Linked DNA regions of Mus musculus: regions 1 and 2 are each linked to region 3. The links are chromatin loops, found by intact Hi-C in ENCODE. Cell type or tissue: left cerebral cortex. All regions are shown on one strand.

Evidence for each region. Hi-C counts contacts between places; a loop is a spot of excess contacts. Peaks named below come from ENCODE experiments on the same cell type or tissue, not always from the same donor. Only the 100,000 strongest peaks of a DNase experiment are listed, where the experiment ranks them.
Region 1: it touches region 3 in a loop (4-fold over the local background); 2 of 42 quality-filtered maps call a loop at or near these places.
Region 2: it touches region 3 in a loop (1.9-fold over the local background); 3 of 42 quality-filtered maps call a loop at or near these places.

Annotation. Positions count from the first base shown.
Region 1 is chr7:125,762,869-125,770,868 of GRCm38, forward strand. D430042O09Rik (RIKEN cDNA D430042O09 gene) reads left to right here. Exons shown (of 28, transcript NM_001081022.2): 6 at 7,704-7,835. Among named protein-coding and RNA genes, the nearest start is that of D430042O09Rik, 59 kb to the left of the region's middle. RefSeq lists an enhancer at 1,179-2,485. In left cerebral cortex, a CTCF peak has its summit at 4,273 (motif pointing right); DNase peaks (open chromatin) are centred at 785, 4,392, 4,578, 6,445 and 1 more place; H3K27ac peaks cover 2,474 bases.
Region 2 is chr7:125,938,099-125,946,098 of GRCm38, forward strand. All of the region lies in intron 3 of Gsg1l (GSG1-like), which reads right to left. Among named protein-coding and RNA genes, the nearest start is that of Gm51456, 11 kb to the right of the region's middle. In left cerebral cortex, a CTCF peak has its summit at 3,052; DNase peaks (open chromatin) are centred at 4,715, 5,002, 5,588 and 8,000.
Region 3 is chr7:125,843,956-125,851,955 of GRCm38, forward strand. It overlaps D430042O09Rik (RIKEN cDNA D430042O09 gene), which reads left to right. Exons shown (of 28, transcript NM_001081022.2): 16 at 6,344-7,048; 17 at 7,982-8,000. Among named protein-coding and RNA genes, the nearest start is that of Gm51456, 100 kb to the right of the region's middle. In left cerebral cortex, CTCF peaks have their summits at 2,929 and 3,587; DNase peaks (open chromatin) are centred at 3,045 and 3,754; H3K27ac peaks cover 1,719 bases.

The DNA of each region.
Region 1 (8,000 bases), 81 kb before region 3:
TTGTGTCTCCTGTAGCTGGGGTCTGAAGAGCAGGCCCACAGGGCACCAGCCTGGGCGCTTGTGTCTGTCCCCAGCCATGAATGTTAATTTCTTGTTAATGAGGCCTTTCTTGCCTGCCTCACTCTACACAGCTCTTCTGCTTGTTGGAGTGCTTCCTATTATCACGAGCCATATTTGTGTCTTAGACTGTGACTTAATGGCTGGCCCCAGAGTCTGTGCAATTTAAAAGGCTTGGCCTAAGATTAATTAGCATCCCTCCCATTTCTCCTGTGGCTCCCCACTTCACAAGACTTAATCAGGGCTAATTTCCCCTTGCCTCCCAAAGCCGCTCTGCTATAATTGCCCTTCTGCACTGCAGCAGTCAGGGGTCACTCAGTGCCTAACAATAGGGACTGCTGTTTGAGTAGAAAGCTCAGGCTGAGTGTGCATGCATGGTCCTGGGGCTGGTGAGCTGGGCAGGCTGCAGGAGGCCTTCAGCCCACATTGCCCACATGTCTGCCCCGGCCTCCAGGAGAGCTGCTGCCCAGGACAGCTGGGAGAGTGGGGACACAGCCTCAGGGATGCCAAGACAGATCCTATTCTGTTGTCTGGGGGCCAGTGTGGGATGCAGTTGAAAAACCTGTGGCCTTGAGGATAGTGCTTAGAAATAGCAGTGACCCATCCCTTTCCTCCCCTCCTCACATCTGTTCTCCCTGTCGGTGACAATGTGATGTTGGACCTCCTGTGCACACAGAGCCTGAGCCATGAGGAACTGCAGTGGGAGTCCATGGCGTATCACCCTCTGTGTCTCAGCAGCTTGGCAGAGCAGACACATGGCATCTGGCTTATGGATTGGTTTTCCTACCTTACTTTCTCTCCCCAGCTGGCTCTTCAGGGCATTTGAATGAGGCTCCTGGGAATTGAAGAGAATGGGCTTTAGGCTGCTTCTTTGGTGTGTGTTTTGGAGCCGGTAATGGACCTCCCTGAGCTTTGCCTTTATAATCATCACAACCTCCTGCCGCTGTTGGGAAGGCATGTGTGCGGTGTGTGGTCTCTAAGTGGTGTGTTTCTTCAGCTAGGTGCCCTAATGGCAGATGATGAGGCTAGGATGAGGTCAGTGCTTGCAGCGCTCTGGTTCTACCACCCGTCCTCACGCCCTCACGCTGTCTGCTTTCTAATCTAGAAGGTGGTCAGTAGGTTACCTGCCTCAGAAGGTAGCTGCTGAGGATCACTCAGTCTGTGGAGGTTCCTGCCACGCCTGGCACAGAGCTGGTAAAGGGTTGTGTTGGTCAGTGTTGGAATAAATGGAGGGCAGGTGTCGAGGGCTTCTCAGTCTGGAGTTTCCAGGCTCTTCATCCTCTCCTTTCTACTTATGTATTTATTTTATTTGTGAGGGACATGCATGTATGCAAAGGCCAGAAGAAGGCACCAGGCATACTTCTCTATCACTCTCTGCCTATTCCATGGAATCAGTCTCTCTTTAAATGAACCCGGGCTTGCATTTTCTCTAGGCTGGAACCTATCAAGCACTCGCCATCCTCCTGTCTCTGCCCTGTCAGAGCTGGAAGGTGCTGACACCTTCCCACCACACTCTGCTGTGCCTTTGCTCTGGAGGCCATTCTTGTTCCATGTGCTAGATTCCAAACCTCAGTCCTCATGGCTGCATATCAGTCTCTCTTGACTGCTGAGATGTCTCTTCTGGCACTTCATTCTTATGTCTGACCTCACTCCCTCTGTTCAGTCCTGGCCATTTATGGAGCACATCAAAGTTTTGGATCCTTACTGCGGTCTGAGAGCTGCAAGTGAAGCAGGCCAGCCCTGCTGCCCTGGAACTTATGGGATGGGAGCGGGAGACAGGCCAGGCCAAGCCAGGGCAACAGCAGCCAGCAAGTTAATGGCAATTGCTATGAAGGAAGGCCAGGCAAGAGGGACGGTGGCAGGCAGCAGAGGTGCCCAGGGGTAGTGCAGCAGAGCTGAATGGGGATCTGTGGTCTCCTTGGAAAGGTATAGTGGAGTGTGATGGAAAGGTATTGCCTATGATCAGCACACGTGATGGAGAGGAAGCGCTGGGGGCCTGGCTCACAGCTAAGGGGTCTGGACAGTAGTCTGAGTGAAAGAGCTCCCCAGAAGCACCAAGATGTGGATGCTGCCATTGGAAAGATCTTGGTGGCTGTGTGTAGCTAGGACCACCCTAACTAACTCCTTTACCCAAGGGCTTGCAGGAGCTCTGAGACTGTGTTCCTGAATCCACATAGCTCTTCTCTGCTGCTTCCCACAGCCCCACTCTATGCCCTCTCTGCTGGCTTCACTAACCAACTACACCCCTCCAGGTCTGTTTCGCACTCCTGAATTGGTTGAAACTTCTAAGAGAAACTGTTTGAGTGTCCCAGCTCATCTGTGTTACTCAAGGTGGCCTGTAGTAGTTGTCTTTGGTGTGGTGCTGTCTGCTACCTGAGTGGGCTGTGACTAGAGGTCACCTGATACTTATCCTGCCTGACCTTGAACAGCCTGGGAAGGGCGTGTGTGTGTGTGTGTGTGTGTGTGTGTGTGTCTTAGTTAGGGTTTCCATTGCTGTGAAAAGACATCATGACCAGGCCAACCCTTATAAAGGACAAGATTTAATTGGGGCAGGCTTACAGGTTCTGAGGTTTAGACCATTATCATCATGGCAGTAAAGCATTGCAGCATCCAAGCAGGCATGGCACTGGAGGTTCTTAGATTGAACTTGATTGGAAGGTACCCAGGAGAAGACTGGCTTCCAGACAGCTAGAAGGATCTCAAAGCCCACCCCCACAGTGGCACACTTCCTCCAATAAGGTCATACCTCCTAATAGTACCACTCCTGCATATTCAAATCACTACAGTGTGTGTGTGTGTGTGTGTGTGTGTGTGTGTGTGTGATATTACAGCCTGTTGTCTAGGGTGCTGGAGTTGGACCGCATGGCCTTGCCTTGGACTCAGAGATCTACCTGCCTCTGCCTCCCTGAGGGCTGGGATTAAAGGTGTAGTACACCACTGCTCAGCTCTTCCTTTGCCTTCTACAGAAAATCGAAACAGGATCTAATATAGCCCAAGCTGGCCTTGAACTCCCTATGTTGTTGCAGCTAACCTTGAAGTCTTGATCCTCCTGTATACACCTCTCTCATGCTGGAATTACAGGCTTGAGCCACCATGCCCAGCTCTTTCCACCCTTTTGACTGGGCTCCTCTTTGTGGGTAGCCAGAAGGAAGCAGGTGATTAAGGTAGCAGGGTCCCCAGAAGCCAGTGGCTAATTCTTAAATTCTCTTAATTCTTAGCCCTGGCCTTGTCTACCTGGTTGGTTTCCTTATTTCTAATGTCTACTGTTCCAGTCTGACAGTTTCTCCTCTTCCTGCAGCTGGGCAGTGGTACATGGAATTTCCTTCTTCTGGGTCTAGACCAGCAAATAGGAACACTTTAGTGCCTAGCTACTACAATAGAAGGGGCTTTCTAAAGAGTACAGGCCTGAAACTCATTTGGCAAGAAGGCTGTAGAACCACCCATGATAACCTTGTTCTTAGGGATTAACCAGAGGTTAAAGTAGCAATGTCCCCAGTAGCCAATGGCCAATTCTTAAAAGCCACCCCACCAGGACTGGGACATGCTCTGCCCTAGTTTCAGGGTTTCTCTTATACTGCAGGGCCCACCATAAAGGGCCAGTGAGGTTACACTATCACTTTTGCTGGCCATGGCCCAGTCAGTGGGGGTTGGGAGATCTAGAGGTTGACTGGATAAATACAGCAGGCTCCCAAGCCACCGCCTTTACTGTGGAGTGGCCTGCAGGTGATATCTAGGCATCTGTCCCTGCTTGTCTTTTCCTTGCTGCTTCTGGGCCTTAGATCTCTCTGCCGCCATCAGTGGATTAAGATTTATGGCTTCCTCAGCCTTGTAATACTTGGGTAGACAGTGGCCTAATCAACAGAGCCGCCGTTTACCAAAATGCTGTCAGCTTTGATGAACGTCACTGGCTCTCAGCATTAAATCGGCAGTGAAGGGATTGGCCTTCCAACAATTTACTGTGGGCCAGACTTTCAGGAAAGGTCTCCACAGAACGTTTGCTATGGGATGAAAGTGGCCTTGGCTCTCCCTCACTGCAACATCTGCATCCTGGGTTGCTGCAGATATGAGCACCTGCAGTACAGCTCACCTCCACGTTGTGAAGCTGGGCCCTTTCTTTTGGTACCTTCTGACTTCTGATCATGACAAGAGCTGACAAACCTGGGAAGAGCTGCTCCTCACCCAGCCTGTCTTTGGGGGCTTGGTAGAGCCCTTCCACCTCTAGGGGGCGCCATTAATACAGCACACAACCTGCACAAGCATACAGGACATCCCCTGCACTTGCTCTTCTGAGTTTGACAGCACACTTCAATGCACCCTCTTAGAACACTATGAGGAGGTGCCGAAGATACACAAATAACTCCGGGCATGAACTGGGTGGAGTGTGGGCTGAGCATGAAGTGAGCAGCTTTGGGGGGTTTGTGTGGAGAGTCTTTTAAATCCTCCTCCAGGGTAGGTACTGCAAAGGTCTGTCAGGGTCTGGGTTTGCAAGTAGGCAGTAGAAAGCAGCGGCTCATGAACACCCACTCCTGGTGAAGCAGAATGCCATTCGGGGAGCCAGCCCGGAGCATCATCACCATCCTTCCATGCAAGGTGGAAGGTGGGAGGCTAGGAGCGTGCATGTGGCTGGGGCTGGGTTAGAATCTGGCAGCCTTGGTGTGGGTGGGGCTGCCCCCACATTGTGGGCAGAGGAGGCTCCCCAGGCTAGGGTGGGAGAGCAGGCCAGATGGCAGCTATTTATTACCCTCTGGGCACCCACTCAGTGTTGTGAGTGCTTTCTGGACCACAGAGTTAATTTCAGCACTGTTGCTTCATAACCTACAGTGTTCACTATGGTGCTGAGTGGACTCGGGGGCAGGGCACTGGTATCTGGAACTCAATGCTCTTAGAGCTTGGTGAGGGCCTGCTGACTAAGGGCCTTAGGGCTGACAACAAAGCTGTGTTTGCATATTGGGCATCACTGGGAAGCTCTGCTGTGCTGAGCTGTGCTGAGGAAGAGGAGGCTGGGAAGTTGCTGAAGGCTGTGATCCTGGCTTCTTGCTGGATGTAGAGCTCTTTCTGTGGATGTGCCAAGTCAGAGGCTGGCCAGGGTGTACCTCCCACTGTCACTGGCCAGCTTCCTTTCGAGCAGTGCACATTGTCCAGGGACCACAGGCCTCAATCCCTGCCTCTCAACTGGTCTTTTCCTGTGCCCCAGAATGCCAAGATAACCCCAACTCCTCACTGTTCTGTTTCCCAATTTCACATCTCTCCTGCTCCCAAGAACTATCACTCAGTATGGTGGGCAAGAAAGGGGGTATGGTATCTGCCACTCTAACTTAGCATACTCCATCTTCCTCTGGTGGGAGAACTCAATTCTAAAAGATCCACTGGGATCAGAGGCAGGCAGGAGATTCCAAGAACTAAGGTGCTTTCTCCGGAGGCTAATAACAGGACAGACTGGCAGTCTCTGCCCAGACTTGTCTGGATTTTAAGAAAGAGATGAGGGAAAAGCTAATACTAACTACTACAGGCCAACTGGCAGCATTCAGAAATACAAAGCCCTAGTCTAAGCCCTTCTCTCTTTAGAGAAAGGACCAGAAGGCCCTAAAAGGGGCTGGGTGGCTGGTGATCCAAGCTACCTCCTCCTTGGCCTGACCCAAGTCTGTGGTCATTCTTTTTTCCCATCCTCTCTTTCTGCGCAACAGGCCTCAGTGTTAGGATGTTGTTGAATGTCCCAGGGAGAAGAGCATAGCATGCTTTCCTTAGCCTGGAGAGGAGAACTAAGTAGCAATGTGTAGAGGGAACCCATACCACAGCTGGAGCTAGCCAAGGCTTTGGAGTGAAGAGGAAAGGTGGGACAATGAGGGTGTATGGCTTTAGAACCGCCCCAAGGCATTACACAGTGACCTGCTGGCCCTTCTTGTTTCTCTATTAGGACACCTTCCTTGCTCTCATAGACAGCTGCCTGTTCCATTCTCATCCTTGAGCCACAGAGGGATTGAGGGTGGGAAGGCAAACAAGCCCACAGAGATAGAGGAAAGGGTGTCTGTGGGCTCAGCTGGACTGATAGGGCCCTGGAAGTGGCTCCAATTGGTTCAACAGTCACACATGTTAGAATGTGTAGGAATTAGTATGGAGGCCTTGCGTGCTGGATGTATCAAGTAAGGTCTGGTTTGCTAACAGTGGCTTGAACGATGTGACAGCATGTCACCTTCCAGCTGAGTGAGTCCTTTTGTTCTGCTCAGGTGGGAATCACTAGTGAGCAGGGAGTCGTTTCTAGTATTGGCAGTCTTGGGCCTGAGAGAGAGCTAAGGAGCTTCTCCAGCAGGCAAAGGACAGGACAGGCAAGCAGGCTTGGGGGCTGGGCTGACTGACTCAGCCCTGAGAACAGAGTCTTAACAGCTTCAGGTCTTAGAAGCCAGAGGCAGCTCTAAGTGCACAGGTTAGAGGTTCCCTCTTCTGAGTACCAATTGCCAGTGGTCCAGCACTCAGCAGCCAGTGAGATCCTGAGCTGCAAGCAATCTGGTAGCAGGGAGCAGGCAGCAAGCAGTAGCAAGTGCTCCAGCTCTGGGATTCTAGTGGCTACCATGACTAGTGGTGTAGCTTTCAAACCTTTGTGTCAAGACCATGAGCCTTTGGGGTTGACAGCTTCTTCTAGAAGCCAAGACCTGTAGCATCTTGTCTACCAGCCTTTGTGCCTTCCACAGCCTTGGCTCACAGTCTGCTGTTTCTTTTCCATACTGCACTGTCCTCAGTCATCTCCACCCCACCCACTCTCTGGAACTCTCTAGCTGCTTGCTTTTTCTCCTCCCCCCCCCCCCTCCACTGGCTGCAGCTGCCATCACCTCTGTACTCAGGATAAAAGTCAAAAGTGTTAAAAGCCTTCTATGTGATCTGATGTTGCAACATCTGGGGGCATTGGGGGAGCATTTCCTTGTTAACTCAGAAGGCCAGGTGAGCTGGGCTTGGGGCACTGGCATCATTCCATGTGACCCACTCCTTTTGTTGTTCATATGGGCCCTTTGGTCCTTCCTAGATGCATAGTGATGGGCTGTGTGGAGGTGGGAGATTCTGGAGTGATCCCTAGCCCCCAAAACCTAGCACAGGTATTCCTTTCTCAAAGATGCAAAGAATTCTTGAAAGCAGGGAGGCTGCAGCAAGGACAGCTTGTATAGTTCAAAAAGCTTTACAAGGATTCTGTCCATTTCGTGTTAGTATATCTACAGTGCGTTAGCCAGGCTTTCCCAAACATGAGGTCAGTTAGCTCTTATGGCTTTTGGGGAAATGCTTAACTCTTACAAACATTCTGCAGAAAAATAATCATTAAAAGTCTGACTTTTTCTACACACTTTACAAGTATAAGGAAGAAACAAGCAAAGATAATATGACCTTGTGGAGTCACAACTGCTGAGATGGGGGCAGTGGCCACAGTCGTAATCCTGGTACTTAGGAGGCTGAGACAGGAGGATCACTAGCTTGAGGACAGCCTAGACTGCATAAAGAAACCTGATCTTTGTAAACAACAGCAACAGCAATTCACCCAAATCCTGTCCCGCTCAGGCCCAGCACCCTTGATCCCCTTTTTGTGGCCAGCTAGGCTCGGCTCCTTCCTGTCCTTGAGCAGAATGGTGTCTGTTCTTATTTTAACACTGAATTTCTATGTCCAGAAATCTGTGCAGATCAGAACTGAAGCTGGCTCTCGTCTCCACATTGAACCTCCTCTGGACTGTTCAGAAGATTTTGAATCACAAGAAGATGTGATTGGCAAGCATGAGGATGCCACTGGGGAGCACACACAGGTAGGGGCTGGCCTCAGTTTGTATTGGGGGCTCTCACAAAGTCAGGGTCTGCTGTTGTAGGGCCCTCAGTCAGGCTCTTTCTAACACCTACTTTCTTTGACCTGTGCTCTTCTCTCCCTAAAAAAAAAAGTGTGTATGTGTCAGAATGAAGCATCTGTAGAGATC
Region 2 (8,000 bases), 94 kb after region 3:
ATGTTCCATGAGCTTTGAAAAAGCCATTGGAGACGTGGCCACGTTAACAAAACCACTGAGCCCAGGCAAACCAGCATCCTAGGAAACTCTCACCTGCTTCCAAGATGACTCAACTAGAGGGATAGTGGACAGACTAGTTTTATGTCAACTTGACATAAATTAGAGTTATCTGAAAGAAGAAAATCCCAACTGAGAAAATGCCTCCATAAAATCAGACTGTAGGCAAACCTGTAGGACATTTGCTCAACTAGTGATTGATGTGGGAGGGCCCAGCCCATTGTGGGTGGGGCTGATCCTGACTGGTAGTCCTGGGTCCTGTAGGAATATAGGCTGAGAAAGCCAATAAGCATCACTCCTTCATCAGCTCCTGCCTTGATTTCCCTCAGTGGACTATTTAGGATTCAGGATATGGAAGTCAAAGAAACCCTTTCTTTCCCAAGCAGCTTTTGGTCATGGTCACAGCCACATCAACATTGACTAAGACAGATGACTTAAATGCCGTTTAACTCTTTAGCCCCAGAGCATCCTTTGCCACATTTGCCAGGGTGCCTTTTATTGAGGCATGGGTGAACAACATGTGAGGCACCTTCTCTCCTCAATCGCTCTTATAGAGATGATGGGAAGAAAGCACAGGGTCGTGGTGCCTCTACTCTAAGGAGTTCATCTGTTCCAGGATGGCCCAAAGGTGTAAGTAGCCACATCAAATCTCCAGCCAACAGACAGTGGAGACCTGAAGCCCTGAAATCTACCACAGTAAATGGGATTCTACCAACAACCACACAGGACTGAAGCAAACCCTTTACCAGATATGCATCAGAGAGATTGTGGTTTGGTAGCTCCTTAACTGTTGACCCTCCTAAGCTAAACCATATCCTGACCCACAAATCTGAGAGCCACTGAATGTGCACTGCCCTAAGTCGCTAAGTCTGTAGCAGTATCATTACACAATAATAGGTAACTCAGGACGTGGGCAAAAGTTTGGTGAATATTGTAGGTGTGCTAGCCAAAGCAGGCAATGGCTGTGACTCATCTCACTAGTATTAGTGTTAGTATTAGTTTTACACTTCACTGCACTAGGTCTGCTGGGAGAACCAAGTTCTCAGCTCAATCTACACCACACAGACATCTGGGACCACCCTTCCTGAGACCAATCCCACAGCCTGAGCTCCAGCCTTTCATCAGTTCCTCTTTACCAGATCCTATCTTCCAAACATATAAGTGCACACCCATACATGCACTTACATGTATATGCACACACAAGCATACACATACTCACTGCATGCACACGAACACACATAAAAACACATACTCATGTATACACACATGCACACACCCATGCTCTCACCCACACAAGGAAGAATGATACACAGCTTTGGAAAACCAAGTGAGCTGGGTTCAGATCTAACACACTTTTTGAGTTTCTGAAACGGACATATTATTCTCCAGGGCTTTATCTGGGGTTGGGATAATATAACCCTTTATATACTTAGTAATTCTAACTTAAGTCTTTTGTTTCTGAGCATGTTAAACATCTCTGATCACACGGTGCGGTTAACTATTTCTTCCTGAGGTTTCACAGGTTATTGTTTGGTGTTTTACTTGTCATCACCATTTTGTCATGCTAGGACACCATGAGAAGCAACTATTTGGCACTCTAAATTCTGTGTTGCCAGGTAACTGCATAACTATGATGAATAAATGCTTTCTTGATTTGTTATTCTTTTTTATATCTATCTTTCCTTGACCCTTATGATCTTTTTGGATTCTGTTTAGTCAGATAAGGAGAGTGTTTGTCCAGGCCACTTTGGCTCCTGTTTTCCAGGTGTGTTGTTACCCATTCTTCTCTAGTCTGAACATCTACCTCTCTTAGAGCACACTTCTTGTTAAGTCTGCCTTGTTTTTATTTCCTGCTAGTTGCTGAAATTTAACCCGGTTACATTTAGTTTAATTCATATTTCTTTGCACAGCTTCAGTACTTGATGATTGGACCACCAATATCCCAGAGGCTCAGGCTGCCAAGTTAGCTCTAGGCAGCTCATAGGAATCTCATGGCTCTGACGTGATGGTCAGAAAGTTCACACTCATCATAGTGAGGCAGTAAAGCAGAACTAAGATTCCAGAAAGATCCTGTAGCTCCATGAAGACCCCCCTACCTGCCCCTCACCAAGGACTTGGTATTCAGAAGATAGCCATCTCAGCACTGTTAGAACTGTCATGGTCACAAGTGGTGTTGTCACGGCTGCAACTGAAGTGAGAGAAGCTACAACAACTCAAGACACTGAAGACATGCGAACATGTACACAGGAACAGCATGAGATGGGTGTTAGGGTGATTAAGAAGGGGGCCTGCATCTCCTGTGCTCAGCCATAGTTCCTCCTTATAGTGACCCCACAAGCTCCAAGCTCATGGCTGCTAGTCTAACGGAGTATCCCACAGATGAAAACTACATGTTTACCCCAGGATCAAGCATGGCAGTGGTGGAGCTTGAGTGCTTGGATTGGCCAGGCTATGGGGTAGGGGTAGGATGTGATCAACATGGCCTGAGACTGGAGAACAAGTTTCCAAGGCACAGCCTGAGCCTTTAAAGAAAGCAGAAAGGAAAGGCAGAAACTCACCAGGAACATCACAACCTTAGCACAGTCAGAGACCTTTAGGGCTGAGACCCTATTGTCACTCCAACCCCCATAACAGCCTTTCCCTGCAGTTCTAAACCAAGCCTTGAAAACCCAAGGTCATCGGCTGGACTGAATCTTCTCAGGAGCAGCTGTCATCTCTCTCCTCTGCCACCTGCAGCCACCACCAAGCAATGTATCATGAGATGAAATTATATGGCGACCTTCAGAAAACTACCACTCTGTCTCCGGTCAAGTCTCAGCTGTCTGGACGTCAAGTTGATCTCAAGCCTGAAAAAAAGGCCCCAGAAGGCTTTGGCAGCAAAGATGAAGGCCACAAGCTGCATGGATGGCTCTCAAGGAAGCTCTCAATCTCGGCCTATGAGGCTTCGGCAAGGCCCTCCCTGGTGGCGGGACACAGGAAGGACACACCCACATACACAGATACCCAGTAACTTTCTCAGATGACACACTCAGAAAGGCTGGCTCTCAGTGGTTCAGGAAGTATCAGAGACACCAAGATAACCAAACTTGGTCACCACTCTGGGCTCAGCAGCTGTTGTATGCATTCCCAGGACTCCTCAACTTGGGTCCAGCTCTGCTGCCTGATGCTCGGGGTTGAGATGGTATTTCAGCTACACATACAAGGCTCCCAGGCACCATAAGCTTCAATCCCAGAATCCTCTTTGCTTCCTACCAACCTTGATTTAGTGCCCTTGTGCTGTGGGGCATCAAGCTCTGGCCTGGACTGTGGAGTGTCTCTTTCTAAACTGGACTTCTGGGCACTGGGAATCAACCTTGACATTGTACCTCCTGGTTACCTTGTTAAGGGGTCCTTATATCAGCACAAGCTGGAACCAACCTCTGGCTGCTCTGACCATTTGACCAGGAGCCCAGGACCCTTTCAATCCTTGGGGATGCAGCACTTGCTGCATAGGGAGGATGGAGGGGTGGGGTGGGTGGGGTGGGGTGTGGAGGCAACTACATTGGGATGGTGTCAGTGACAGAAATTAGAACCATATCTGTCTCTCAGCCTCAGTGAGAACTTCTCTGTCTCTCTTTAGGTTTTCTCTATGACTCTCTGTCTCTCTGTCCTGTCACACAGAGACAGTTCCATCCATCTCTGTAACTTCTGGTCTCTGACCCTATCCATCATGTGAATCAGAGGGTATGTCACTAGGCTCTGGAAACTGGTAGAGGACATCCTGGACTTTGTGTAGCCGTCATCCTCAGAGCCAACCACAGAGTAATTGTCAGCCTTCTTTCACTTGGGAAAAAAATGTGTATGCTCACCCCAGGAATGTCTTGGATCCTGACAAAGTTCAAACCATCCCCTTCTAAGTATAAAGGTGTGGGAACAAAGGAGACAGACCAAGCCCTGGCCTCAGGCAGTGGAGAAAAGAGGTGGAGCAAAGAGACACATGAGGTGATGTGCAGTCTTGAGTGGGCATTGCAGGACTCTGGGTCTGGCTCTCCCACCCATGGCTGTGTGACTTTAGGCATGCTAGCTGATCTTTCCCGACTTGTTTTTCCTCATCTCTAAAAGTGGGTGTCATGCCCAGAAGGCAGAGCACATTGGTAGAGAGATAGGGGATGGGAGGCCTAGAGTTAATTGGGTCCTTCTTGGCTATGTGAACTTTCCTGGACATACTGGAGTATGGTTTACACATTGCATCTAACAGATTCCAAAAGCTTGACTTTCCACCCCTGCCATGAGGTTTTGACCTCAGTTTCCCTACTGGCTGACTACTTAAGCCCTTCCCTTAGGGCTGATGCTAGACATGTTCCTGGCCACTCGGAAGAAGGTGGATAAGACCTAGGACTTATTCCTGGGCCTCCCAGGCCTCTCCTAGACTCCTGAGCTCCCAGCATCCTTTGCTCCAACAGTCCTCTAAGTCCATTATAACTGACAGAAACCAGCCGTTCCACCAGCTCAGGTTTTACTTCCCATTTTTATTAAACTTGTTAAAATTCTTACCCTTTCCAATTCCCCCAGAAGGCCAGTTTCTACCTGGCCCTGTGCCTGAGGCCAGGCTCATCTGTATGAATGGCCTGGTGGCCTAAACAGTCCCCGGCTTGCAGGAGTGTGCAAAGGATGTCATGGAATTTGAATCACAAATGACCAGGAGCTGTCTGTCCTGCAGCCAGGATTCTCCCCACTTCCAGGCTGTTCCAGCCAGCAGTGCCTGGCTTCCCACTAGAACCTTCAGACCCCATGGGGGCTGTTGCATGCTGGGAACCCTCTACCTCAGTCACTGCACTAACATGCAACATCATCTAAATGCCAAGCATGGGGACAGTCACCGGAGCCTTGGCACGGCTGTTCCCTGAGGCTAATGAGGAAAAGGACATAACTCGAAGTAAAATCAATCATTGCATATACAGAAATAGAAACACGTGCAGCCGCAATTGAAGCTGGCAGCCGGAGGGCTGAATCCAACCTGCAGGTGCTGGTGAAAGCCAGGAGAACGGATGAGGCTTTTGGCCAACATTTAAAAGCTGGAGGATTTCCATTAAAATATGGGAGTTTTGGCTTCTCTTATAAAAGTCAGAAATGTGGCCACACAGGAGGTTCCCATCCTCCTGGCAGCTGCTTTGGCCTGCACATCCCACCCCAGTTCACGGGCCACAATGCTAGAAGTTAGGTTTCAGCAGGTAGATCTTGGGAAGGTAAGTCATAGGGGTGGATCTTTGTGGTTCCACCAAATCAAGGAGATGTAGCTAGAAGGTGCAGTTAATACACCAGGAAGATCCCAGCAGGCATCCAAGCTGCCAATGTCAGGATCCTGGGTTTTTGCAACCTCTAGGGCCCAGTGTCTGGTCTTCTCATTCTGGCTCCCATTGACTAGGGCAACACTTTCCTCTTGAGTTCTGTGAACTGCTCTGTAGCTGAAGCTCAGATGAGGCTGAAGGAAGATCTGATGGAAGGGAATTGGATAGAAGGCACACACTGGTGCCATCAGCACTTTGGCCACTCTCCTTGGCAGTCATACAATACCCCGGCATATTCACATACCCACGTTTCTTTCCAGGCTGCGGATGGCATTTAAGCTCCTACATGAAGGAATAAGCATAGGCCTGTGTGGCTTGGCCTTCCCAACAACTTCAAAAATGGAAGGGAGCTTGGAACCGCAGGTGTGTGAGGAGATGAACCTGCTTTCCTGAGGGGTGGGGAGTAAGGGGGGCTACCTACTTCCAGGAGCTCTTGACTCAGGTGAGTCCTGGCTTCCGTCTGTGTCTGTGCACTCACCCTAGAAAGCTAAGAACAAGTATTTGGGTGAGGAATTACCATGGGGGACAAAGAAGGCACCTCAGGGTTTTAGTATAGAAGGGGAAGGGTCTATGGCTCCTCTATGATGGAAGCCAAGGCCTTTCCTATAAGACAAGCACTCCACCACTGAATTGCACCCTCTAGCCTCCATTGGCAGACCCCAATCCTGCCTTCTCAGGAGGTGACATGATAGGCCCCTGCTCACTTTGATAACCAGTCAGCTATACCCATGGCAGCAGGTGAGATAGGCCCATGTGGCTGTGTCCTTGTGTCCTGCCTGTCTGTCTCACACTTCTTCCATTGCTCATTCTTTCCCTTTCTGTTCTTGTGTCTCCCTCCATACAGGTGTGACCCTCTGTCACAGTGGGCCTGACCGCCAGCTATGTTTCTCTGTTTCCTGTCTCCTTCCTGCCTAGGCCCTCTCTCTCCCTTTCTCTGGCTCCCCCACTATCACGCTACAGAGCCCTAAAAAAATAGTAGGTTCTTCCACTGTAATTTCTGCCTCCAGCCTCACAGTCCAGGAGCTGGGCAGATGTCCCTCAGTGTTCCTAATACGTGGACCATATACCGAATCCTATCACAGACCCCTTCCCCATGGCTCCCATGCCTCTTCCCCAGCCCATAGAACCTCCCTGGGGAGTGGGGAAGGTGGAAGTGAGCTACAGCCGAGTAGTGAAGGAGGAACTGAGGGAGAGGTCAGAAAGCAAGCCAGACCGAAGGAGGGACAAGCTCCCAGAGTCGGGCAACATGGAGCAAAGAGAACACCAAGAGATGAGAGGGATACTGAGAGGCCAGCAAAGGCTGTGTCCATGCCAAGGAGCCTGGGTTTCATTCTCGCAAAGGAGTAAACACCCATGAGAATGATAGATCCAAGCCAGTTAAGGGAGGCCAAGGGCAAACATGACTCAGTAGACTGTGACATCTCTTAAGGGAATAGAACTTGAGTAAAACGCAAATCTGATTGTACAGTTGTACTTTTCTATATTTTTCCCCTTTTCTTTTGCTTTTGCTGAGCACTCCCTGGAATCTCAGGCCCAACCCCTCACTGAAGTAAAGGGGAAAGCAAAACCTATTGGCAAAAGGCTTCCTCCTTACTTCCCGTCTTCAAAGCCCGAATTTATTGAGTAGATTCTGCTGGGGTTAGGGGTGGGTAGGAATTGAGGGTAGGGCGGAAAGATGAGGGATTAGGTGAGTTCTAGCCTGGTGAGGCAGGGAAAGAGTTAGATGTCACCTTCATGACTTTCCCTTGGACAGGCAGGAGACTGGGCCGAGGGCCTGGGTGATGGTTCCTTGGCCACCCAGTGGTTAAAAGCATGCTGAGTTGTGTGACCCAGCAGTTCCTCTCCTAGGTTTATGCTGAAGAGAAACAAAAATATGAGTCCAGAGAAACATTTGTTTGTAATGTCCACGCATCAATATTCCAGCAGCCTGAACGTAGAAACAGCCCAGTTCCCTTCAACTGAGGAGTCTCTAAAGGAAGGGTGGTATGTCCGCACAATGAGCACTTCTGTAGCAATAAAAAGGAATATGATTCTAGTCCATGCTATAATATGGATAAATCTCAAACAGAAGGCACTAAATGAAAGAAGACAGTCATAAAAGGCAGTACACTGCATGACCTGTTTCTACGAGATGTCAAGACTTGGCTAGATTATGGAGCTAAAGAGTGAACAATGGTCACCCAGGGTTGAGAATGGAGAACAGCTGCTATTGGGTGTGAGATTTATTTAAGGTTAATGGAAGTGTTGTTTTTTTTTTCTTTTAATTAGACTATCACGATGCCTACTAAAAATTACTTAAAAATCCCATACTTTACATGGGAAAAGATTATGATATGCAAATTACACCTTAATAAAGTTGTTTTTAAAACATTTTTTATAATTAAAAGTAAGGAGAACCTTCCATAAAAAACCCAGATTTTGGCTTTCTCTGAATGCCATGTATATGTCTCCATGGTAACGATGAGCCGTGGGACATGCGTCCCTAAGTTTACCCTGGCCACTGCACTGCCTGCTGAGGCATACCTGGGTGGCTTTGCTAATGTGTCATTCATACGGAATGCTTGCACAATGGGTGGGAGCCTCAGTCTGAGTGGTTAGACCACAAGCGCTGAAGTT
Region 3 (8,000 bases):
AAAGAAACCATCATGGCTCAGGCCGGTAATCCCAGATACTCCAGAGGCTGAGGCTGGAGAGTTACAAGTCCAGGGCCTACTTAGGCTTCAGAGTGAGTTTGAGGCCAGCCTGATCAACTTAGTGAAACCTTGTCTCAAAATACAGAGGCAGAAGGGCTAGAACAGTAGCTCAGTGGTGCAAGGTCCTTTCCAAGTATTAAAATAAAACCAAAGCCACATCTGCTGGCAGAGTTCAGGCTGAGACTGTTGTAATCTTTGCAGTGGGTTATTCACATCCTGAATGTGAAGGGGGTTCAGGGTGTGGTATTCACATATTCATCCTGAATAAGAGGGCACCAGGGTTGGGGCACTGCATATCCATCCTGAGTAAGGTGGGTATTATGAAGGGAATGCTGTGTCCAACTGTATAAGAGGGCACCAGGGTGGGGACACTGGTAGAGACACCCAGACTTGCCCCTGTGTTGTGGAGTACCTTATCAGTTAATTAATATCTGAATGAATCCGGCTTGGCAGGCTCTCTGCTCTCTGAGCCTCAGTGTCTTCATCTATACGACAGGAGTGACACATCCTTCTTGGAGTTGTGAAGGACAAACAAGACAGTGGCTTTAATGAAGCAACACAGCTTCCCTGGTTCCTGGGGAATGTTCAGCAAGTAATGAGTGAGACATCAGCCTGTGTCTTGTACCCCACAGACCTGCTGACCTCAATTTGAACTCCGTTCCCCCTATTCCCACAAAGCACCCCTTTCCTCCAGGATTGTAGGCGGTCATTTGAGATCTGTGGGCTGTGCTTGGCAGGTAACCTGGCACAGAAGCATGCCTCAACAAATGCTGAATGCTTCTGCTCCCTCAGGCCCAGCCTGCATCACCTGTGCTCTGGGTTGGCCTCTTGTATGGCCACAGGAATCCCTGCTCATCCTCCTTAGTGAGTCATCTCAGGTCACTCCCTCATTGAGTGTCTGCTTGTCTCCTCTTGTAACCCTCAGAATCTGAGGGCTCTCCCCAACCTCTGGCTGTCCTCTGGGTCTGTGCTGCTGCCCACCTTTTATCTAGACTCTGAGACTGGATAAAGCAAAGATCAGGAAATCCCAGAAGGGCATGGTAGGGCTAAGCCTGAAACCTCTACTCTCAGGGAGCTGAGGCATCACCAAGACAGGCTTCTGCTGTATAGAAAGGCCCCGTCTCAAGAAAAACATTAAAATGGTCCAGGGTGAGGGGCTTGATTGGCAATGTCCTTGAGAACCTGATTTGGATGCCCCAAACCCACGCAATTCCAGATCTGGGGGAGGCAGAGGCAGGAGGATCCCTTTTTGGCTAGCCAGTCTAGCCAAATAATGATATCCAGGCTAGTGAGAGACCTTGTCTCGACAGAGATGGGCATTCCCTCAAGATGATAACCAGGTTTGTCCTCTAGCCTCCACAGGCATGCAAATATGTGTATCTGTGCACACACAATTATTTACACACACTAAACAACATAGACAGTAAAAGAAAGAGAAGCCTTCTGGGTATGAAATCCTGGCTTAGGTGACATGCTGTGGGGCAGGACAGTGGTGACAAGCAGGGCCTGGATCCATGTATTCTTTGCCAAGGTCTGGTCCAACCTTAATGATTCTGAATCCTCTTAACAGCCCCATCTTATAGATAAAAAAAAAATGTGAAGTTTAAGCCACTTTTCTAGAGATTCCTTTCCCACACCCAGTGGGGCTAGTATAGAATTTGAGCCACAGTGGATCAGTCCCACCATCCTGAGCCTATTAGCATAACTGCCAACACTCACTGGATGGCCAGCCAGGCTTTAAGCAGACGTGGAGCTGCAGGGAGTTCTTGGTGACAGGCAACAGTCCAACTGTCCAAGTTCAGAGGCCTCAATCTCACTTGAGTTTCTTGCCAGGCATTTCCCTGCTTGGTTCAATGACACATCAAGAATCAAGTCCTTAAGATTTAGTGCTTGTTAGCTGGTTTTGCTAATGAGGAAAGTTGTTTAGAAATGGTGTTATTACCCATCACCCAATTCCAAAGCCCCACTGCCTGGGCCTCCAGGAAGCATGCTGGATGAGTCTACCAAAATGCTAGTGGAGCGATAAGCTTCATAGTGCTCCCCATGGTGAGACCCCCACAGTGGACCTTTACCGTGGCCTAGCAGGGGATCATGTTTTACTATAATACCATGTCCATTCTGGAAGCGGGGTGCATCGGCCATGGGTGGATGAGGTGTCATCAGCCTTTACCATGAGCAGTGAAGAGTAGGTGGAGACTTCAGGGTCCAAAATACCAAAGGCTAGTAGCATCTTCTCCCTGTTCCCTTGGTTCTCTGCACAAGTCCACCAGACCACCTTTTCCTTGCTAGTTTGTTCACAGGTAGCCAAAGGCCTTTCAGTCCCAAGTGTCTGAGTGCTGGTTCTGGGCCCTGCAGCCAATTCTGGAGTCTCAAGGGGTGTTGATTGGTAGACTTGGGTCAGTTGTCCAGACTGTGCCCAGTCAGCAATGGCTGAAGCAGGTGCAGTGGAAGGAAGGTAGGTAGTTGTGTTGTATTTCCCCGTCCATTCTTGTCCATTCTTGCTTCCTGTGTTAATGGCCATTGATGCCGATGTGCTGATGGTGACAAGGGCAGTTTTATAAACTCTGAGCTTCAATTGTCTGTATCTGACTCCACACAGGACAAGTCTTCTGGCTTCTTGAATCCTGTTGTGTCATCATCAGAGATCCTTCTAGACTTCATAGACTGCAGATGGACACCATTGCTTTCTGCTGCTCATTTGGGTTTAGGACTGGATCTGGGGACATGGTTTAATGAGAGCGTGTTTAACATTTATTTCATCCTCAGTACCACAGAAGAGAAACAGGAAACTTCCTGTCTAACAGAGATTTAGGATAAGCTTGTCAGCAGTGACAAGCCAAGCCTTAGCTTAGTCCCAAGTAGTCTCAGAGCATGTCCCCAGCAGAGGCGCACAGGGAGACACCTGGATGCCAGCTGCCATCACAGCCAACAGGGGCAGGAGAAAGTCTATGCCTCTCCTTTTAGAACAAGTATGCGACTCAGGGAGGAGCCTGGAAGGCAGACTCAGAAGGAATGCCAAGTCCCTGCTCCCTGGCAGAGGCATGCCAGCCAAGTTCCTGGTGTATGGTGTATGTAGTGTTTCCTGGCACGCTTATAGGCTAATCCCGCCATTACTTTCAGTCAGAGGAATTCAGATCACAGAGACCAGAGTGATGACAGCCTGTGCTAGAGCCCCTTCTGCCACGTGTCACACCAGTTCCTGGGAGGAGAGAATAATGGGGACTTCTGGGTTCTTTATTGGTGGCAGATAGGAAGATGGGAACAGAAGAGGCATGGGAGAACCTGCAGGTTACGACCTCCAGGCTGATCCAAGAGACTGAGGGCAAGAAGCTAGTGTTGACAGGCCTTCCTGTCCCAGCAAACACGTCTAGGTATTTCTAGCACCTCATGCTTTCTGTGCATGGCACCCGGTCATGCCAGGGAGCAAGGATGAGGTGGAGGGGTGGCACTGAAAGGAAGTGACCATGTGGAAGAAGAGCTGTCCCCACAGAAGGCAGAGAAGGACAAAGCCCCACTGAAGAAGACATCTGGTGGGGTGAAGGAGAATAGCAGTGGCTGGGGAGATGGAGGTTGCAGAATTAGGAAGAGCCGCAACAGGGCTTGTGGGCACAGTGAGCAAAAGCATTCTTATTCTTGGCATAAGAAATGATCGTGGTGATGAAAATAGCATGTGACAAACTCTGCTGTAGGCTCATGGCTCAGGGTGTTAAAGTGACCAGACCACACAGATAGCAATCTAGAAAGTGTTTTCTAAGATAGAGAGGCTTCTTGCCTTCAGTCCTCCAGATCAGTGTGGAGGCTGTCATCTGTGGGTTCTGCCATGCCTGCTTTGTCCCCTCTTTTCTATCTGTCACCAGCAAAGAGCCTAGTAGTTTTGTCACTGGAATTAAAGAAGCCTGGCAGAACTTGCTCTGAGGTTGGACAGTGCCTGTGTGGGAGCTGAGAAAGAGTGCTAGCTGGGTAAGAACAGGGCAGGATGGAACCAAGGACCAAGTAAGTCTCAGGTATTCTTAGACTTTGCAGCAACAAGGTGGTGCCACTGTGCTAGGACGCTGTGAGTAGGCTGGGTGTGGTGGGCACACTGTGCTCTTGTGATTCTGGAGGCTGAGGCAGGTAGGTCACAGTTTGAGGCCAGTCTGAGCTATGGAATGAGACTGCATCTCAAAGGGGTGGGGAGAAAGAAGCAAAGAAAGAGATATATGGGTGGAAAAAGAAAGAGAGAGGAAAGGAAAAGAAACAAAAGCTAGCTAGCTAGACCTATGGGTCAGGTAGCTGAAGTGGTATGTTTCCTAAACCACTGGGAGGACAGACTGTCAAATGCAAGACCTTTGTCTGGGATGTCAGGAATGAAGTGAAAACTGACAAAGACTAGAAGTCATTGTCACTTGCTGTAAATGGGGAGTCCTGAGAGTCATAGGCATCCTAGGCATTCAAAGTGCAAAAAGCCACCAGTGCTGTGGGGAACAGGAGATGCAGGAGCCCATAGAAAGCCATCAAAGTTTCTCCTTACCTTTTGATTCCTGTTCCCAAGTTGGCATCATTTTTAGGCAGGTTCCCCACAGTGTAGTCAGCTAGGCCTCCACATATAGCAACCCTGTATCCCATCAGTCTGACTCGGCCAGGAGAATGACAGCACACACACACACACACACCAGCTTCTGTGTGGATAGCCTCACAGTGGGATGGTCTTCAGAAAGCTGAGGCTTGTTCCCCAAAGAAGGGAAGCTGAGTTCAGGGTGGAGTTGAAAGGCCACTATTAAGACAGGAAATAGATGTCTGTATAGAAAAGGGGAGGAGAACAGGGCATGATAGGAGGGAACCACAGGATCTGGTACCCTCCCTTTTCTAGACAGGAGAGATGTATACATGTCTGCAGGCCGAGCGAGCAGTGGAAAGCTCTGGAGGAAGCAGTGTTGGAGGAACCTAGAGAGAGGAGTAATTGATAGTGCCAAGCTCCCTGGAGCGCAGGCTGGGAGTGGACTGCAGGCAGGGAGTGGAGCGCAGGTGCTGCCCAGTAGGAACCAGCCTGGAATGGCAGAGCTGCATGCTGCTGTGTATTCACAGTGACCTCTTCCCATGACTGGCTGTGCTTGGCTGCCAGCAAAAGCCACTGCCTGATGGTCACACTGAGCTCATAGACCCTGAGAGGGGGCTTCAGAGCCATCCTTGAAGTTACTGGTTGAGTCCCTATGCTGAGATTCCGGCTTTGTCCATACGTGGGAGCAGACAGATGCCTTACCTTTCATACACTTAGTGAAGTTGACTACTTTGAACTTGTGGTCCTCCTGCCTCCACAGACCAGTGCTGGTACTCAGACTTAACATTCTTTCTTGAGCATTCATCCCACTGTTGAAGAATGCCTTGTAGTGCTGCCAGAGTCATGGGACTGGTCCAGCCTCCAGTGCAGTGCAACCTACACTGTGACCAACTCAGACCTCATGGGCCATGATGTGTCCCTGGCTATGGGAGTTTCAAAGTCGGGTGACTTCTGGTAAAGTTTCTAATGCCAAACTAGCCTTCCTGGGTCAGCTTCCTGTCACCATGGTACTCAAGATGAACAAATTTCAAAGGGAATAGATCATTGTGACCCACAGGTTCATAGGCTCAGGCCTGAGCTATCTGGCCATGTTGCTTTGGGCCTACAGAAAACACGATTCGATGGCAGTGTGTGGTGAGGGAGGCTGCTTACCTGATGGCAGTTGGAGACTGAAGAGAGAGAGAACATCTCAGAGTCCCCTTCAGGGACGTGCACTCGCCTTGTAAAGGCTCCATCCTTCCCAGTAGTGCCACAGTATGGATGCCAAGCCTGAATCATTCAAGATTCAAACTGTAGCTCTTCTCCTGATTTGTATAACTGTTGTACTCCTAGAAAGTTCAAAGTCTATTAAAAATACATCTTGTTTTTCCTGAAAAGAGTGTCTAGACTTAGGTTATGATAAACAGTTCTTTGTCAAGACCAACACTGAAGAGCACGTGGGACAGGAAGCCATAGTTCACATAGTCCATCCAGAAGTTGTGGCGTACTCATGTGGATCATCTCCGTGTTGTGGAGTACCTTATCAATTAACTAATATCTGAATGAATCTGGCTTGGCGGGCACTCTGCTCTCTGAGCCTCAGTGTCTTCATCTATAAGACAGGATTGACACATCCTTCTTGGAGTTGTGAGGGACAAACAAGACAGTGGCTTTAGTGAAGCAACAGAGCTTCCCTGGTTCCTGGGGAATGCATGCGTTTCCAAGGTGTGACACTAATAGGGTGCCCCCTCCTGTGTTCTCTTTCAGAAGACACCCAGGCCTCCCAGACACTGCCTTGGTTGCAGTGGTATGGTGAGCAGGAACACGCACTGCATGCATCATGGGACTCCCTCACTGCCTTCGACCGTGCCCACCGGGGCAGAATCTCTGCCCTGGAACCACAGGGGGACATCCTAGATGAGTTCCTGAAGCAGCAAAGGAGCAGCCGGCATGAGGAATTCCCAGCCCCTTGCAGAGAGGAGGAGCCAGAGCCCTCCACAGAGATGGGTGGTGACAGCGACTTTAAAATCCCAGTCCTCCCTTATGGACAGCACTTGGTTATTGACATCAAGTCTACATGGGGAGACAGACACTATGTTGGCCTTAACGGCATAGAAATATTCAGCTCCTCAGGGGAACCAGTACAGATTTCCAGCATAACGGCAGACCCCCCTGACATCAATATTTTACCAGCTTATGGGAAAGACCCACGTGTAGTCTCCAACCTCATTGATGGGGTGAACAGGACCCAGGATGACATGCATGTCTGGCTGGCCCCCTTCACACCAGGCATGACCCACACCATCTCCATTGAGTTCACACACCCTTGCCAAGTTGCCCTGATTAGGATTTGGAATTACAATAAGTCTCGAATCCACTCCTTCCGAGGTGTGAAGGACATCACGATGCTGTTGGATACTCAGTGCATCTTTGAAGGAGAAATTGCCAAAGCCTCAGGAACTCTGATGGGAGGTACAGTATATCTGTGGGGATTTCCTACAAGTCCTTGTTTGCTACTCTCTGAGGCATGGAGTGGAAGCCCATGAGCTAGCCCAGGACAGGTAAGGTCTTCCTAGATGTGAGGTGCACCCCTCACCTCCCCCAGGATGGGTGGGCCAGAGTTGGCCCTCTAACACTAAGTGTTTTTCTAGAGACTAGGATCTTGAACCTGAGAAGGGACTTTTATGCACGTTCAAAGTCATGAATTGTACCATCTTTCTTGCCTTAAGGCAGAGAGGTGGGATATTTAGGGAGCCCGTGGGACAGCCAGTCATTAGAGCCCAGCTCCCCAGGTTGGGACAATACCCACACCTTCTGGGGGAGGTGCTTTATAAAAGGACCCACAGGAAGCCAGGCTAGGCAGTATACACATGCAATCCCAGCCCTAGGGTTGTACATGGATGGTAAAGTCACCCCCCGAGACCACCCCCTATCCCATACACACTATTTGAAATCCTGCTAAACCAAAGACTCTAGCTCATGTAAGCCATAGACTAAGTTCAGGGCCAGTCTGAGTCTTAACAAGGCTGTCTCAAGATTTAAAGCAAGGGAAGTCTGTGACTGTTGGTCAGTGATAGACCTCTTGAGTAGCATGCGCAAGGCCCTGAGGTCTTGTATCCCCAGCACTGCAGAAACAGGCTCAGGGATCTGGGTTGGACACCCAGTGTGTCATGCACACCAGGGACTTGTATGGTGAGAGGTAACAAGAATTCTTGTTCCATGAGGTCCCACCAATGTGGCTCTCAGCTTGGTGAAATGTGGGGGCTGAGCTCTTGACTCACATCAAGAACTCACATCAGTTGCTTGAGACCACATAGTGTATGGGACACTATGACATGTTATGGATGGCAGATCACTGGGGCCTGAGGCCAGCTGAATCTTCTCTCTTCTTGGTGATGTGCCCAGCCCCTGAGCACTTTGGAGA